2 separate regions of the Homo sapiens genome follow, and region 1 is linked to region 2. A link is a contact called in ENCODE Hi-C or POLR2A ChIA-PET data. All regions are on one chromosome and are shown on one strand. The core of a region is the stretch at or near the end of the contact, and the rest is flanking DNA. Distances in the headings are between cores, read along the strand shown. Region 1 holds the start of BCAS1 (brain enriched myelin associated protein 1). Region 2 has its middle 130 kb from the start of ZNF217.

What was found. Hi-C counts contacts between places; a loop is a spot of excess contacts on that map. ChIA-PET counts read pairs that join two places held with the same protein, here RNA polymerase II (POLR2A). Pooled maps may share reads with other maps.
Region 1: a loop to region 2 is called in a map with no recorded cell type, with 2.8 times the contacts of the local background. The contact joins the promoter of BCAS1 here to the enhancer-like site in region 2. A Hi-C loop is called at or near these places in 2 of 168 maps with a recorded cell type or tissue (Caco-2 and PC-3), 8 of 37 single-sample maps with no recorded cell type and 2 of 50 pooled maps. POLR2A ChIA-PET finds 5 or more read pairs at or near these places in 3 of 52 experiments (HepG2, Panc1 and activated B cell).

What each region holds. Positions count from the first base shown.
Region 1 is chr20:54,069,159-54,075,995 of GRCh38, reverse strand. It overlaps BCAS1 (brain enriched myelin associated protein 1), which reads left to right and starts at 5,402. Exons shown (of 13, transcript NM_001366298.2): 1 at 5,402-5,563. RefSeq lists an enhancer at 5,809-6,683.
Region 2 is chr20:53,717,819-53,724,308 of GRCh38, reverse strand. No RefSeq gene overlaps it. Among named protein-coding and RNA genes, the nearest start is that of ZNF217, 130 kb to the right of the region's middle. Within about 2 kb of position 3,102, at least 4 of the 41 ENCODE cell types and tissues checked have a DNase peak (open chromatin) inside an H3K27ac peak, as active enhancers do; they include PC-3 and Panc1, where a contact is called at or near this core.

The DNA of each region.
Region 1 (6,837 bases), core at 4,153-6,652, 350 kb before region 2:
AGTTTTAAAATATGACCTAAAGAATCAGAGATTTGAAACAGAGATGCATGGTCAAGTAATCCACATTCAATGCAGTTTGCATGGGGTTTCTAGATTATTTGTGAGTTTTGTTACTATTTTTTATTTTCCTTTAATTATGTTGATATGTTTATGCATGTGTGTGCATATATATTACATATGCATGTGTAAATTTAGTTGTTAAGAGTGCAGGTCCTGAGGTCAGATGCTATGTGTTTAAATCCCAACCCTATCCTTAGTGACTGTGTCATTTTATTAAGCATACTGGGTGCCAGGCACTGTGCTAAGCATTTTCTGTGAATTATCTCATTTAATTCCCACACCAACTCTATAACTTGGGTGCTGCCAATAGAACCATTTTTAGGTCATAAAACGAAAGCACAGAAAGGGCAAACAACCTCCTCAAGGTCACACAGTGAATCAACTGTGAAACCAAAATTCTGTCTCAGGCTGAGTGATGCCAGACCCTGGGTTCCTAACCAAGACTGACCCTGAGTTTAGTCTTGAGAGATCTGCCCCCAGTGTTAGCCCATGGCTTAATTTAGCATAAGACATTGGTCTTCATTGAAACTGTTTCCTCCTCAGGCAAATAGATACTTCTTATGTCATAGGATTATAGTAAGGAGCATATCAGATAAAGCACAAGAAAGTGATCTGAAAAATGCCAAGTGATGGGTGGCATACAGAAAGACAAAGGTGCATGTCAGATTTCCTGTCTCAGCTGGAGCAGGGTGGGCATCCTGACTGGCAGGAGACCAGCTGTCACTGACAGGCCCTGGGTGCATGACCACACTATAATGGCTGGGTCATGCCTTCCGCTGGTTCAGTGATCAAAAACACAGCCAACATGGCTTAGCATGAGCGAGAAGCCTGGGTGGAGGACGGAATATTTGCAGAGAGGCAGGGGCAGGTCTGAAAGAGGGTCCTGGGGAGATTTCCAATTTCAGTTTTCCAATGACTCTTTTTGATTCAAAAACCAGCTCTATCCAGATTTTCAGGAAAGCAGTTTGATAACAGGAGATGACAGCCACATGTGCTTGTCAATATTTGAAGAGGGGTGGAGATCGTAAAGAGAGAAGATTAAGAGGCAAACCAAGTTGGGAGCATGATGGTGAGCACCACCTGAAGTCTGTGTAGCAAGGAGAAACTTTACTCTTAGTGAACTCCCTGCTTTGTCGACACCGGGAAGTAAATTCTTCCACCAAGAAGTTTGCACTTTTGAAGACTTGTTGCTACCTCCACCCAGGGCCCTGAGCTTGGTTTATTGCTCTACAGTTGCCATATTGAAAATCTTAACACAGCTGACCCTTGAACATCACGGGGATTAGGGGCATCAATCCTGTGCAGTTGAAAATACAAGTATAACTTCTGACTTTGCAGAAACTTAACTACTCATAAGCTACTGTTGACCAGAATCCTTACTAATAACATAAACATGTTTTCTATGTTTTATGTATTAACACGTTTTCTATGTTATATGTATTACATTTGTATATTGCATTCTTACAATAAAGTAAGCTAGAGAAAAGAAAATGGTATTAAGAACATTAAAAAGACAACGCATTCTAAGAAACATCATAAGGAAGAGAAAATATATTTACTATTCATTAAGTAGACATGGATCATCATAAAGGTTTTCTTCCTTGTCATCTTCACATTGCATAGGCTGAGGAAGAGGAGGAAGAAGAGGGGTTGGTCCTGTTGTCTCAGGGGTGGCAGAAGAAGGGAAAAAATCCATGTCTAAGTGGACTCATGCAGTTCAAACCCTTGTGGTTCAAGGGTCAGTTGTAGTGTTATCTTTGAACTTGGGTTGAGTAAGTAAAATCTGATGAGACAATGAAGCATAGTCATGAGATACAAGCAATATGCAAGTCTACTGTTCATTGCCACCTATTCACATATAACATCCATGATGCCCATGAGCAGAGAATGCCAGTGAGTTCATGACTATTCAGTAAGCCTCAAAGCAAGTAAAACACATGTGAGTTACAGCTGCAATTGAGTATGTGGAGGCACTGACACCCCAAGAGTCCAGGCTTTCCACGCAAATCAGAAATTATCTTCAATACAGAAAAAAGGCAGCACATTCTAAGAAACACAAACAACAAAAGAATCCTATCCTAGCCTTTCTTACCCAGGTTACCTCCCTGTAAGGGCCAACCACTTGTGCTGAAAATGATAACATAGCAAGACAGAAATATAGGGCAGCTTAGAGTTTCTTTTTCTTTTGATTTTTCCTTATTCATCAATAAACTGAAGATAGAGAGCATTAGTAGAATGGGTGAGTATCCAGAGGTAGAGTAAAAACAGTTGAATGATGACTTCTATGCAGCGTTTACACTGTTTTAGTGAGAACAGACTACGGGGGCCCCGTAACTAACTACAAAATACAAGTCGTATGATTTTGGTGATTCTGCCCTCGAGTTCATTGCATTTCAAACCAGCATGGCTTGATCTAAAGACGGATGGCAAAACTCACGCTGATCACTTACATTTTTATTTTTTCTTCCCTTAGAATGACTTCAAATAATAAGTAAAATACATGACAGGTAGAGAAAGAGACCAGGAAGGAGAGAAAACAGCTTTATGTTTCATACCTTTAACGGTACTTTTCCCTGCTTTTAGAACAAAGGGCTCATCGTTTTTGTTTTGCACTGGGTTCAGCAGATTATGTAGCCGGTCCTGCCTCATCACCACTCCTGACTACACCAGCTGATGCTTGGTGATGGTCTACAGTTTGCCAGACCCTTCATCACCACTCCTGACTACACCAGCTGATGCTTGGTGATGGTCTACAGTTTGCCAGACCCTTCATCACCACTCCTGACTACACCAGCTGATGCTTGGTGATGGTCTACAGTTTGCCAGACCCTTCATCACCACTCCTGACTACACCAGCTGATCCTTGGTAATGATCTACAGTTTGCCAGATCCTTCATCACCACTCCTGACTACACCAGCTGATGCTTGGTGATGGTCTACAGTTTGCCAGACCCTTCATCACCACTCCTGACTACACCAGCTGATCCTTGGTGATGATCTACAGTTTGCCAGATCCTTCATCACCACTCCTGACTACACCAGCTGATGCTTGATGATGGTCTACAGTTTGCCAGACCCTTCATCACCACTCCTGACTACACCAGCTGATCCTTGGTGATGATCTACAGTTTGCCAGATCCTTCATCACCACTCCTGACTACACCAGCTGATCTTTGGTGATGGTCTACAGTTTGCCAGACCCTTCATCACCACTCCTGACTACACCAGCTGATCCTTGGTGATGGTCTACAGTTTGCCAGATCCTTCATCAACACCCTTGACTACACCAGCTGATGCTTGGTGATGGTCTACGTTTTGCCAGACACACTGCTGAGTGCCCCCACCTGAATGATTTTTCTTAATCTCCTAAATCACTCATATCCCTAAACCTTATGTTTTTCTTCTGTAAAATGGGAGCAAAAGATCTTAATTTCACTGTGGACATAAATGAAATGGACGGATAAACACAAAAGGCTTTGCAAAGACTAATGCCATCCAAATGGCAGTTACTGCCATGTATAATTTAAAAGAGAGCAAGACAATGGGGAGTGTTAGCTCACGCCTATAATCCCAGCACTTTGGGAGACTGAGGCGGGTGGATCACTTGAGGTCAGGAGTTCCAGACCAGCCTGGCCAACATGGAGAAACCCCACCTCTACTAAAAATACAAAAATTAGCCAGGCATGGTGGTGCACACCTGTAGTCCCAGCTACTTAGGAGGCTGAGGCAACAGAATTGCTTGAACCTGGGAGGCAGAGGTTGCAGTGAGCCGAGATAACACCACTGCACTCCAGTCTGGATGACAAAGCAAGACTCCGTCTTAAAAAAAAAAAAAAAAAGAATGAACAAGTCCAATCAGCCAGGAGTTGCAGAGTACCTACTCTATCATAGAGGGATCCCCATCCTCGTTTTGCAGGGTGCCAGGAGTTGGGGATACAAGAATAGATGCAAAATAAACACAAAGGAGCACACAGCTGAGGGGGCTGACAGAGACTTAGGGAAGTACAGTAGCTTGCTCATAATTCCACAGCCGATCAGTAAGAATCAAGATCCGAGCCCTTGTCTGTCTCAACCCAGGGCCAGAGCTCAAGCTCCTGAGCCTCCAGGCTTGGGTCAGCACAGAGCGTGTGCATGGCAGCTGCTTAATAATTGGGTTTACTACATTCCAGATTGACATGTACAGTGCTGAGCTGGAATCGACTTTACAACCCTAATTACGGTGTGCCTGGTTGTGTATTCAGCATTTATTTAAATAGTATTTTTTTTCTTAAATGTTGATTTCTGAAAGAGGCCTTCCCCAGCTCTCTCTATTTCTCTCCCTTAGCTGCCTTGGCTTTTCTTTTATAATGAGAATCACACCCTGTAATTCTATGTTTATATTTACAGGATTCTATGTCCAATGACACTGAGTGCAAGAAGGGTAGAGACCCAGCATCTTTTACTCACCTCTTTAAACTCTGGCTTATATATATAGCCTGGTGCTTGACAAGTATTCATGATAGGGGTTAAGCTGAGTATACTGTTGAATAAAACCACAATAATTATTGGTCGCAATTCTCTTGAATGTCTTCTCCAGAGCACTAAGTAGTGTAACTTATCAAGTTTCCTTTCTTGCATTGGCTGTTAGGAAGCTCAAAGCCATATCTGCAAACCCTTCATAGCAAGTCTGTAAATCAACAAGAGCATTTATTTTTGATCCTGTTCTCATTTGATGTTCCAAATTTTGTTCTTCAATCTTCTTTTGTTACATGTTATTTCATGCTCTCATAATCTATTGTATATGTCCTTGTAAGACACTTTAAACAACATCCTTGCTTGAATTAAATAAATTGCATAGCCTGTCGAATTTCTGGCCTGCAAAGAAAAAGAATGCCCTTTCCAACATCATGGTATGTCTCCAGAGCAATAAACCACCCTCAGGTTACCTGATTTCTGGTGTCCAAACCCCTTTGGGAATAAGGTTTACATGACTAGGGGTAGTTGAGTGGATGAGAAGCTATTTCCTTCCAATTAGGTGGTTAGGTGGTGGTGGAGGTGGTGTTCTGAAGTCAGCAGACAGAACTACAAAATCTCACAGAACGTGTTTTCCCTGCTCTGACCATGACCTACGGTTACTGGGGAAGGAAACTGCTTCCCCAGGTCAACCCGGCAGCCTCAGTAGGTGAGGGGCACTGGGTAGAATACTTGGGGTGCCAGGGAGGCATTAATGCGAGAGGAGTCAGGTGCTCAGTTTTTATTGGAGTTGGGAGGGCAGCCCCACATCAGGAAGAGAACCTGTTTCTGCAGGATGGTCCGGGGAGAAGGGAGGACTCCACCCAGGCTTGTGTTTGCCCTGCTCTGTGTATTCAGCCAGCAGGCTCTGCACAAGGAAGCAAAGTGCAGGGAGCCAGGCTCCACCGACAGCCAGGCACTGGGCAGCACGCACTGGAGACCCAGGACCCTGTGCAGGAGCAGCTCCGGGTGACACGAGGGGACTGAAGATACTCCCACAGGGGCTCAGCAGGTAACTGCTTTCAGATCCTTTAGGCATGGCTGGAGGGTTTGCTGTTTGTGGTAGACGGTGTCATATAGAGGCCAGGGGTCAGACAGGGTCAAGTTTGATCCCAGCTCTGCCTTCTGTTCACTGTGTGGCCTTGGATATGTGTAAGCCTCAGTTCCACTATCTGTGAAATGGACCCAAAGATAGCACTCATCTCAAAGTTTTTAGTTTTACAAGGAGCAAATGACAATGTGGTCAGTGTTAGGCGCATAGCCACATAAATAACTCCTATTTGGTGGAACTATTGAGGGTCATTTCAAGCACAGGACATGGGGAGAAGTCACTGGATGGAGGGATAGGCTGTGTGATTTGGGGATCCGTCAGGGCAAGAATGCCCCATAGCCGAGTGGAATCTGAGCCTTCACCTCAGGCATTGCCTAAAGAAGTGGGAGGACAAGAAAAAGGACTTGTGGAGTGCCTTTTGTGAATCTTATTTAACGCTCAAGACCACCCTATGAGGCAGCTGCTGATTCAAATCCTGGCTTCAGGACCCCTGCTGTTTACATCTCCCTCTGAACCAGTTTCCTGCCTGGAAGAGTCATTGCGATTAGAATGCGGGTGCGCTGCAGCCACACCGCCAGATGCCAGCCCCAGCTCCACCCTGGGCTGGCTGGGTGCCCTGGAGCAGGTTCCCTCAGCCCTCTGGGCCTCAGTTTCCTCATCTGTAAAGTGAACCTAATAACAGTACTGAGATCAAAGGGCTGAGAGGACTCTACTGCCCGTAAATACCTGTGCACTTAGTAACTCTTAGCTGTGGTTCTTGTTTTCGCTGTTACCATCGTCTCCATTTTACAACTAGGAACATGAAGCTGGGTGAAGAGGGAGCTGCATCTGGTTCCAGGTCTCATGGAAAGGATGCTGTGGAACTGGAGTCCAGTCGGGCCTGGGATGAGGGTGCAGCCAGTGAGACTCTCACCTTGGGCACGAAATGTAAGGGATGCCAAAAAACTCAGTCATGGAGATAAACGGTATGTTAACACAACATTTTTAAAAGTCAGAATTAATGGCAAGACACCCGTGATGAACAAACTATGAACATGTTACAGAAAGATAAGATCAGGAACAGCGGTAATTTTGATTTTCACAAATTTCATGTTAAAATACTATTCATCTCCATGGCTGAGCTTTTTGGTGTCCCTTACATTGTTCCCCCGGAGTCCAGGGCCTGATCCGCCTCAGCCTCCTGGGGATCCTGAGCTGATCACAGCAGCTTCAGGCCCTGGGTGTATATACTCAGG
Region 2 (6,490 bases), core at 1,853-4,352:
AACCCTGTCTCCAAAAAAATACATAAATTTGCCAGGCGTGGTGGTGCGTGTCTGTAGTCCCAGCTACTGGAAAGGCTGGGGTGGGATGGTTTGAGTCCGGGAGCAGAGGTTGCAGTGAGCCGAGATAATGCCACTGACCTCCAGCCTGGGTGACAGAGTGAGACTCTGTCTCAAAAAAAAATTCTTCCTAGTAATAGTAGATAATAGCCAACACCACCTTCTTCAATACTCAAATTTTAGATACCAGTTCCTCTATAAAATATTTTTAGACCGCTTTCCCACCCAATAATAGAACTGAACCTCTTCTTGGTTTCTCCCCATTGTACCCCATTCATATTTCTGTTCTCCACCCAACACTTTTTTATTCTTGATTGTCCTCCAGGCTACCTCTGCTCACTCTGCCCTGATAACACTGAATACAGGAACTGTCTCCATCACCCAGAACTCCCGGAACCAAGCACTCAGCCCGACACGTCATACTTATTAAAAACACGGAGGTCGTGAGTGGATTTCCACGTATTGTTCTAGATGATGGAGAGGCCTGAAGAGTGAGGAGTGGGGAAGAAATGTCATCGCTGTTTTCACCTGCACCCTTGTTTCAGAGAAGTGAATAGTCATTCATCTCTGGTCAACAAAATGATAATAGTAGCAGCAACAATAATATTCTCTTTTTTTGAGCACTTCTTATGTGCCAAGTACTTTATGTATGCATTATCATAATTAAGTCTTTCAACAATACCATAAATCATATAATATTATGATCTCTATTTTTCCAGGGAGGAAACTGAGGAATAGAGAGAGTAAGTGGTGGGGGTGGGGGGCGCGGTGGCTCACGCCTGTAATCCCAACACTTTGGGAGGCCAAGGTGGGCAGATTGCTTGAGCCCAGGAGTTCAAAACCCACCTGAGCAACATGACAAAAACCCATCTCTATAAAAGATATAAAAATCAGCAGGGCGTGATGGTGTGTGCCACCAGTCCCAGCTACTCAGGAGACTGAGGTGGGAGGATCACTTGAGCCCAGGATGTGGAGGTTGCAGTAAACCGAGATCATACCACTGCACTCCAGCACTGACAACAGAGTGTGAGATCCTATCTCAAACAAAACAAAACAAAACAAAACAAAACAAAACAAAACAAAACACCACCAAGTTAGTGGTGAGGGCAGGATTTGACACCCAGATCCAACTGATGGATTTGAAGTCTTCAATCCGAAATACTACCTCTCTATTGTTCACATAGCCTTAAATTACTATTACTTCTACTACTTGTAAGCTGGACTATATGTTTGTTATTTCTATTAAAAGTATTGGAATTTTGATTCAGCAGTAAATACAGATCCAAATGAAACAGTGGCTTAAGCATAGAAAGGTTGTTTCCTTCATATAACAAGAAGTCCAGAGGTCAGCTCCTGCTGGTTTGATTCATTGGTTCGAGGATGCAAAGGATGAGATTTCCAATATTTTCTCGGACTTGCCCTCTTAGTCACAAAATTGCCACTTAAGCTCCACCAATCATTCCCATATTCCAGGCAGATAAAAAAAAGAAAAGTAGAAGGCAAAATGGCACCTGCCCAAGAGATAAAGCCTAGGCCGGGCATGGTGTCTCACACCTGTAATCCCAGCAGTTTGGGAGGCTGAGGCGGGCAGATCAGCTTGAGGCCAGGAGTTCAAGACCAGCCTGGCCAAAATGGTGAAACCCCGTCTCTACTAAAAATATAAAAAATTAGCTGGGTGTGGTGGCACACAACTGTTATCTCAGCTACTGAGGAGGCTGAGGCATGAGAATCACTTGAGCCTGGGAGGTGGAGGTTGCAGTGAGCCAATTGATATTGCACCATCACTACACTCCAGCCTGGGCGATACAGTGAGACCCTGTCTCAAAAAAAAAAAAAAAAAAAAAAGGAAGATAAGGCCTTTTTACAGAGCATTCCCACATGTCTCATCTGTATCTGCTTTCACTTCAGAAGTCACCCCTATTGGCAAGTGAGACTAGGATATAGATATATTTAACTGAGGACATTGCTGACCCCAACAGTATGGTGGCTCTGTTCACAAAGAATAGGGATGGTGGGTTGGCAGGTAACATTCTCTGCCACACTTCAAGTTATCTGTTTATGTCTATCACTTCATATCTTTTTTTTTTTTTTTTTTTTTGAGACAGAGTATCACTGTCGCCCAGGCTGGAGTACAGTGGCATGATTTCAGCTCACTGCAACTTCCAACTCCTGGTTCAAGCAATTCTCCTGCCTCAACCTCCTGAGTAAATGGGATTACAGGTGCGTACCACCATGCCCAGCTAATGTTTATATTTTTAGTAGAGACAGGGTTTCACCATGTTGACCAGGCTGGTCTGGAACTCTGACCTCAGGTGATCTGCCCACCTTGGCCTCCTAAAGTGCCAGGATTACAGGCATGAGCCACTGTGCCCAGCCAATTCATATCTATATCTTTAAATATTTATGCCTTATTCCAGGGGTTGGCAAACTAAGCCTACTGCCTGTTTTGAGAAATAAAGTTTTATTGGAAAACAGCCATGCTCATTCATTTACATATTGTGTATGGCTGCTTTCACAGGGCAAGGCAGAGTTTAGTAGTTGCTACAGAGAGGCCAGGTGGGCGCAGTGGCTCACGCCTGTAATCTCAGTACTTTAGAAGGCAGAGGCAAGAGGATCACATGAAGCCAGGAGTTCAAGACCAGCCTGGCCAACATGGCGAAATCCCGTCTCTACTAAAAATACAAAAATTAGTCAGGTGTGGTGGTGCAGGACTGTAATCCCAGCTATGGGCTGAGGCACAAGAATCATTTGAACCCGGTAGGCGGAGGTTACAGTGAGCCAAGATCACACCATTGCACTCCAGCCTGAGCGTCAGAGCAACACCCTGTCTCAAAAAGAAAAAAAAAAAAAGTTACTACAGAGGCCATCTGGCCTCCAAAGCCTAAAATATGTTTTTTTTTAATAGTTAATATCTCACCATTTACCAAAAAATGTTGCCAACTCCTCTTTTATTCTATTTCTTTTTGTCTTTGGAAAAACAAATTGTACCTCACTGTGACTCATTCACTGAAATGAGAATAGACCCAAATATAGTAGGTAAGACAGGAAGCAATCCTCCGTCATAATTTTAGTGTCTCTTTGTCATTCGTGCTGTGGCTCCAATTAACAAAGACCATTCAAAGAGCATATGAGATTTAATAGGCGTTTCCACTGTGATTTGCTGCAAGGTCTGAGCAATTTGATGTCATTTTTCAATATCTCTCACAACAATGGCAATCATTTTCACTAAAGAATAAACACACTTTTTGACTCCAGATGCCCAGAGACATTCCAGAAGACTCACACACAGGAACAATCTAAAATTATTCAGCTTTGGCCAGGTGTGGTGGCTCACTCCTGTAATCCCAGCACTTTGGGAGGCCGAGGCAGGCAGATCACCTGAGGTTGGGAGTTTGAGACCAGCCTCATCAACATGGAGAAACCCTGTCTCTACTAAAAATACAAAATTAGCCGGGCGTGGTGGCGCATGCCTGTAATCCCAGCTACTCGGGAGGCTGAGGCAGGAGAATCACTTGAACCTGGGAGGAAGAGGTTTTGATGAGCCGAGATCACACTATTGCACTCCAGCCTGGGCAACAAGAGCGAAACTCCATCTCAAAATAAATAAATAAAATAAAATAATTCAGCTTTGTACTCTATAGAAACATCACATTCAAAGGCAACTTTGTATGTGTGGGGATAATTACAAGTTTGATGGTAAGTGCAGGTTATCTGAGGAATAATTTCTGTGAAGAATTATACAGAAGTATACAGAGTGTTGATTGAAGAATATCTTTTTTTTTTTTTTTTGAATCTCACTCTGTCACCAGGCTGGAGTGCAGTGGTGCAATATCGCCTCACTGCAACCTCCGCCTCCTGGGTTCAAGTGATTCTCCTGCCTCAGCCTCCCAAGTAGCTGGGACTACAGGTGTGCACCACCATGCCTAGCTAATTTTTATATTTTTAGTAGAGACAGGGTTTCACCATGTTGGCCAGAGTGGTCTCAATCTCTTGACCTTGTGATCTGCCCACCTCAGCCTCCCAAAGCGCGGGGATTACAGGCATGAGCCACCATGCCCAGCCGAAGAATATCTTTTTTTTTTTTTTTTTTTTGAGATGGAGTTTCGCTCTTATTGCCCAGGCTGGAGGGCAATGGCGCCATCTCGGCTCACCGCAGTATCTGCCTCCTGGGTTCAAGCGATTCTCCTGCCTCAGCCTCCCAAGTAGCTGGATTACAGACAAGCGCCACCACACCCAGCTAATTTTGTATTTTTAGTAGAGGCAGGGTTTCTCCATGTTAGTCAGGCTGTTCTCGAACTCCCGACCTCAGGAGATCTGCTTGCCTCAGCCTCCCAAAGTGTTGGGATTACAGGCGTGAGCCACCGCGCCTAGCCCAAAGACTATCTTATAGCAAATCTCTACAGATTGAGAAAAATCAAAAGTATTTATGTACCTGTAGGCTTGTAAAAATCTACATGCTATACTTTCATTCAATACTCTATACAGAGCAGACACATTTTTTGCAAAGGATTTGCAACCAAATAACTTTCATAGTTCAAAAAATTTCTGTTTATCAACTTGCTGGCATTGTCATATGGCTATATTATATACAGTTTATAGTTCACGCAACCTGCCAGCTCCAAAATTGTGTTTCTTGACAAATTTGAGGTTTTGGGATTTTTCTTTAGATGGAGTTTCACTGTTGTCACCCAGGCTAGAGTGCAATGGCCCAATCTCAGCTCACTGCAACCTCCACCTCCCAGGTTGAAGCGATTCTCCTGCTTCAGCCTCCCGAATAGCTGGGATTACAGGTTTGTGCCACCACGCCTGGCTAATTTTGTATTTTTAGTAGAGATGGGGTTTCCCCATGTTGGTCAGGCTGATCTCGAACTCCTGACCTCAGGTGATCCACCCGCCTCAGCCTCCTAAAGTGCTGGGATTAGAGGCGTGAGCCACCTCACCAGGCCTGGTGTCTCTTCTTATAAGGACACTAATCCCATCAGATAAAGGCTCCACTCTTATGACTATATTTAACCGTAATTACTTTCTCACTCCAAATACAGTCACATTTGAGGTTAGGGCTTCAACATATGAATTGGGAGGGGACACGATTCAGTCCATAGCAACCTGTAAAACAATAATTTCTCAACAAATGGTAGCTAGTATAATTTTATTATTATTATTAATCATCATCATAGCTTTCAAGAGCAGTCCCCACTCTGAGCTTTGCAGGTTTGTGAGCAGCTCAGACAATTACCCCTAGCTGGGACAGATAGAAAAAGCTCATAAGGTTGGGCATGGTGGCTCATGCCTATAATCCCAGAGCTTTCGGAGGCCAAGGCAGGAGGATCGCTTGCATCCAGGAATTGGCGACCAGCCTGGGCGACATAGTGAGACCCCATTTCCACAAAAAATAAAAAATGAGCCAAGTGTTGTGGTGTGTGCCTATAGTCCCAGCTACTAGGGAGGCTGAAGTGGGAGGATCACTTGAGCCTGGGAGGTTGAGGCTGCAATGAGCTGTGATCACGCCAATGCACTGCAGCCTGGGCAACAGAGTGAGACCCTGTCTCAAAAAAAAAAAGCTCATGAGCTAATGAAATAGTCTTTCTTTCCAAGTGAAATGAAAAACTGGATTTCACAAGTAGCGATCATTGTTTACCAAGAAAAGAAGAAACGATTTTGAAGAATATTGTGAAATGCTGAAAGGCCAGAAAAAAAAAAGTCCTCTTTTCTCATTGGCAGACAGAGGAGATGGGTAAGGTGGCATCTTTCTTCAAAGCCAGTTCAGCCTGGAGATGAATGTGAGAGCTTCAGGGAAAACCAGCTCCTGCTCGGGCCCCCAGAATGATGGGTGAGCTCTGACGGAGACTGAAGCCCACATGAGGCTCTTCTGGTGCCTGCAGTGGATAGACGTGCTGGCTCTCTAAAGAAAGAGCCAGGCAGATGGCTACCAGCTCCAATTACTTTCCAGTCATTTCTCAAGTGTGTAAACTCTCTGGGTGCTATTGTCCTCCGCCCCCCTTTCAGGAGGGTATTAATGCCAGATTAGTGATCTGAAGCAGGCCCTCATGCCTCTGTGGGGCTGCAGACGGGTGCCTCCTTGAACGTGGTGTTTCCAAAACAAGACACTGGCCTCCGAGAATGTGTTTTATCACCTCTCAAGCCTTGAATGGGAAAATTCAGTGGAGATTTGCTTTTCATTATTTTCTCCAAAATGTGTGTGTAACTCCTAGATATTTATTCCCTCAGGAGTACTCCCACACACATGAAATACCGTACAAGTTTATTTGTTGCAGCACTGATTGTAAGAGCACAGGAGCAGAAATTATTTAAATACTCATTCATAGGAGACCGGTGACAGAAATTAATTCATTAAAAGGAATACTATGCAGCAGTTACGGCAAAGAGTGAGGAGGTGCTGGCAGGTACGCAGTGACGCCAAAATCACTGTGAA